Regions from separate parts of the Homo sapiens genome. Here region 2 is linked to region 1. A link is an interaction called in ENCODE POLR2A ChIA-PET data of the cell type or tissue named here. Cell type or tissue: Panc1. All regions are shown on one strand.

Evidence for each region. Peaks named below come from ENCODE experiments on the same cell type or tissue, not always from the same donor. Only the 100,000 strongest peaks of a DNase experiment are listed, where the experiment ranks them.
Region 2: POLR2A ChIA-PET joins it to region 1 with 6 read pairs; 2 of 35 experiments call an interaction of 5 or more read pairs at or near these places.

The regions. Positions count from the first base shown.
Region 1 is chr11:40,513,301-40,515,800 of GRCh38, forward strand. The region is part of intron 3 of LRRC4C (leucine rich repeat containing 4C); the gene reads right to left. Among named protein-coding and RNA genes, the nearest start is that of LRRC4C, 950 kb to the right of the region's middle. In Panc1, no CTCF peak of the experiment used is centred here; a DNase peak (open chromatin) is centred at 1,045.
Region 2 is chr11:41,079,760-41,082,259 of GRCh38, forward strand. The region is part of intron 1 of LRRC4C (leucine rich repeat containing 4C); the gene reads right to left. Among named protein-coding and RNA genes, the nearest start is that of LRRC4C, 380 kb to the right of the region's middle. In Panc1, no CTCF peak of the experiment used is centred here; no DNase peak of the experiment used is centred here.

The sequences.
Region 1 (2,500 bases):
TCTTCCAAGGAAGAAGTACTTTTTATATTAGTCAAGGAGTTCAGAGAAGCCTTCTTGGGGAAATGAAGCTAGACTTAGCCTGAAGGATAGATGAGAATAAGCTACATTAGACTAGGGAATGGGATAAGCACCCCAGCAGGAGGAAATCACACAAATGCAAGCCCTAGCAAACCACAGACTAGCAAAGCACAGTGCAGCTGATAAGTACACAGGGCTGCAAGCTGGAGAGGTGGATGAGAGCCTTGCTTTGTCTTCCTCTTAGAGCAATGGGAAGCCACTGAAAGCTTTCAAAATTAAGGGCCAGGGCAGGGTTGCATTTTGAAAAGACCTCTCTGATGCAGTGTGGAGAGTGGATTAGAAGGGGTGCATAGAGGACAATTTATTCCTCCTGAAGGATACTTTACAACTCTCCAGGATAGAAGTGAGTTTTTTCTATTTCCTATATCTTAGCATTGCTGGGTTCATGACAGACAGACCCTTACAGAAGTACTTTCATTTCTTTTCTAATCAGTTTTTTGGCTTCCATTTTCTTTTTTCTTACTCAGATAAAAGTGATTCTGGATTCAAAACAACTCACAGGAAAGGGTGATAGAAACCAACCAAATGAAGTAAAGTATATCTTAAAAGGCAGGCAAGACAAAGAGCCAACTGTCTCACCTTAAACTCTCAGTTCTCTCAGAGAATCTTCACTTCCACTATGAATCCTCTTGGAATTGCTACTAAGGCAAATAGTAATATGTTCTTTTTTCTTTCTTTTATTTTCTTGAAACTCAGGCCCTAAAGCATTCTTATCAATTTACCTATTCCAGCAAAACTATGTGATCCTTACAGTAGAGTGACAAAGACCTGGGTTCAAACCCTTGTTTGGTTGGGTAAAATTGCATACGTTCATGAACCTCTTCTAACTTCAATACTTTTATTTAATAACAAAATTAAGAGGTTAATAGTACATGTCCAAAGTGTTGCAATAAGTCAATAAGATGATGCATGCAAAGGGCTTAGCACAGTGCACTACACCCTAGTGGTAAAGTGATGTTGTTTGGAGCCAAATCATTCTTGGCTCAATTCCCAGCTCTATAATTTATTAGCTCTATGGCCTTGAGCAAGTTATTTGCTGTGTTGAAGCATTTTTTTTCTTATTTGTAAAATGCATATAAACATATCATTTTCTGGTGTTTTTATGAGGATTACTTGAAAAAAGCCATACAAAGTACTTAATAGAGTAACGGGCATGTAGTCAGTGACTGGCTATATGGTTATTGCTATCATTATCAGAATTATTGACACTCAATAAATTTAATTCGCTTCTTATTTTATCCTTTATTTTAATTATTTTATAAGGATTTTCCTTCCATCTATTGTCTTCTTTGCATAATTGCCATCAACCTCCCTTATATGTTGTTGTGTAGTTCTCTCTCTCCTCCCCACTTTCTTCTATCTCTTCTCTCAAAATGTAGACAACCAAAACAGGGAAATAATAAAAACCAATACAATCATCTAAAAGTTTGAGAAGTTAATTGTTGGCAAGAAGTTTGTTAGAACACAGAGAAAAAAGCCACAATTTCAAAAATTATCAAACCAATTTAATTCTTGACATGGGACTAGAGTTTTATAAACCTACCTATCTCATCTGTTCCCAGTGGACACTCAGAAAACTTGATACTAAACTAAAACATCCACACCATATCTTTCATAAATAGCCTGTGGAGTACCTGTCAACCAAGAAGTGAAAATGATTCAATTTTTATGGGGTAAGATCTTTGAATTTACTCTAGATTCAGATATTTCATATTCTCAAACAAAACGACTTTCATCTATATGTGCTACTTTGGTTTAGAGTCTAAGTTCCACAGTGAACAAAACTGTCTTGTAAAATTTAATTAACATGTAAAAATAAACCATGTATTTTTTCACCTTTTCCCTTATATCAGGAATAAAAGAGAAACTTAGCAATACTAAGCATATTCTTCTTTTATTACAAAAGAACAGTTGTTCTGATACACATTTGTCGAAAGGAAACCCTCAGAATTTTTAGTTTACTAATAGAATTGGTAGAAACTGTAAGAAAATGTTCAAAATATTTTAAGTGCACAGTCAGGAAAGAAAAACTTTCTTTTCTATATGTGAATAATTATATTGTCTAATCTTACTTAAAAACTTTTTAGCTCAGATTTTAAAATTACATGTTACATAATATTAACCTACTCATGATACACATTTTTATCCCATGGAGCAAGTTGATGTGATTGATCTCTGGAATATTATTTGACTTCATGAAGTAGACTTGTCCTCTATGCTTCTAAGAGTAGATTTCTAATTTTGTTCAGTTTTGTTGATATCTGTACTAGACTGTAAGACTTAGTAGGTTAAAACATAAAGTAAAATAACTCCAATTTTGTGTAATAACATTTTAAAATGCAGTAAAATTTCCAACAATTATTAAAAATCAGGTGTTTTTCCTGCTTAAATATTTTAGCCATGTTTGAGGTGAACCAGTTAG
Region 2 (2,500 bases), 570 kb after region 1:
AAACTTTATGAGGATTTTTTTTGTGATTTTTTAAAGCTCATCAGCTATCATTAGTGTTAGTGTGCTTTGTGTGTGGCCCAAGGCAATTCTTCTTCTTCCAATGTTGCCCAGGGAAGCCAAGGGATTGGATATCCCTGCTTTAGAGATACCAAGGAGGTCATTCAGTTCCTGACTATCCACAGATTCTACTGTATTTATGTCCATTTTCTTTCAAGGTATTAACCTGTTTATCATCATCATCATCATCACATAATGGGACACATAATGGGAGTCATGGGTCATGGTGACTTTTGGTGTCCAGTTTGTAGCTATTACTTTCTGTTTTGTTTGTCCCACATACAAAAACATTCCAGAAGTTAATTTTAGGGGTGAGTTTATATCTGTAAATGGTACTCTGTAGCATTCATAAATAGGATTTCCAAGCCATTTTTAAAAGACATATTCCAACTACAACTAATCCTTTTTCCTAGGTAGAAAAATTGAGGAACACAGAGGAAGTGATAGTGTTTGCACTAATTACAATTGCATAATGGTAAAATGATAAGCATGGGATGATGTTGACCCAAATGTCAGAGTCTCCTCCTTTTTTTTTTTTTTTTTTTTTTGTTTGAGATGGAGTTTCACTCTTGTTGCCCAGGGTGGAGTGCAATGGCACGATCTGGGCTCACTGCAACCTCTGCCTCCTGGGTACAAGCGATTCTCCTACCTCAGCCTCCTGAGTAGCTGGGATTACAGGCATGTGCCACTATGCCCGGCAAATTTTTTGTATTTTTAGTAGAGACGGAGTTTCTCCATGGTGGTCAGGCTGGTCTCGAACTCCCGACCTCAGGTGGTTTGCCAGCCTCAGCCTCCCAAAGTGCTGGGATTACAGGCATGAGCCACCATCCCTGGCCTATCAGAATCTTTTCTATTGCTCTACATTGCTCTCAAGATTTCAAAAAAAATTATCACTATCTTTGATTAAGGCTAAAACAGAAACTACTTGATTCTCTGATCTTATTTGAGCTTTGGATTGGAGAAATTACTTTCCATTTAGAGGGAGAATTACCTTGATTGTCATTCTTGCCTGTTATTTATTTATTTATTGTTTCATGGCCAAATTATCCTAGATTTTGTATTTTAGTTTCCTGTCTGAGAAGAAATTTGATACCATGGAAAACCTTGCATTGTTTTACCCTAATAATTCATTGCTTACAATGTCTATGTGTGTAAACTATTCTCTTCACTTTGGGTTCAGTTTCATTTTCTGAGGATTTCTGAAGGTAGAAATTGTCTCTTAAAATGAAAATAGCAGTCCAATAGTCAGACCCAGAGTTTATTTGGAGAGTCATAGGAAAGACACATTATTGTACCTGAGTTATTATAATTGTCAATCAAGTTTTCTTAATGGAAAGTTGTAATTTGACATCAAATGTATCATTAATTCAAATGTGCCACAAAAAGTAAGCAAGCAAGTAATTGACCTTTGAATGGGAATGCATGTTGGGAAGCCCATATGAAACAGACTGAACTTAAAACTGCATGATTTTGTTGGACCCAATGGACTTCTTCATGGAAATATAAAAAATAACAAAAAGTTGGTTTATTTTATTTTACATAGACAAGAAGGCACTGAATAAAAAGGTCCCACAAAGATGCAGCAGTGAATTCTCACCCAGCAGTCTTCACCTCATACCAGCCATTCAAGCATCAAGATTACTACTTGCTGGCTTCAAAAGGTATTTCTGCTTGAGGAGTCATTTCTGCCTGCTAAACTTCTCTCCTTCTCTTTCAGCAGGTCCCATATGTTAAGAACAACCTTGGTTTCGGTTTAGCTTATTATCCACCTATTGCAGGGAGACCTTATGTTAAAATAATGAGAGCTAAAGGACTTAGAACCATTGGGGTTTCCAATATTTTTCTTAAAGTTGCATTTACTATTCCTACGCAGAATAAACAAAAAAATATAAATGTTTATACACACACACAGATACACACAGGCACACACAGACAAGCATACCATAGCATATAGGCTAATAATTTAATATTATTATATTCTAAAGCTAAGACAGACGAAAGTAGCCTTAGAATGTGTCATTATAATTCAGCCAAACTACTAGCTACTGCTCTGTTAATTATGCATAAAAACGAGAGGGTTATTTATGGCTGCTCTGGGATAGATGTATTTATACCGTACAGTCGGGGTCTCCCTATGGGCAGCTGCTTCATCAGTGCTCATTGAATTTAAAAGGCACTTTCCAGATTTATTTCAGATGGCAGCCTTTGAACCCAAGGGCCACCTTGATTGAACTGGTCTCAATGGTCGCTTGTCTCATCCCCTGAGAAGCTGCTGGCTTTGAGCTTGATTAGGCTCTGATTGATGTGTGCACCTTAAATCAGTTCCCAGGAAGTCCATGAAGAATGAAATGCCACAAAACTGCATTATCTCAGACAAATACATGAAGTGGAATCAGCTTCTATAGAAACGCATCTCAGAGACACGATATACGTGAATGTTGAC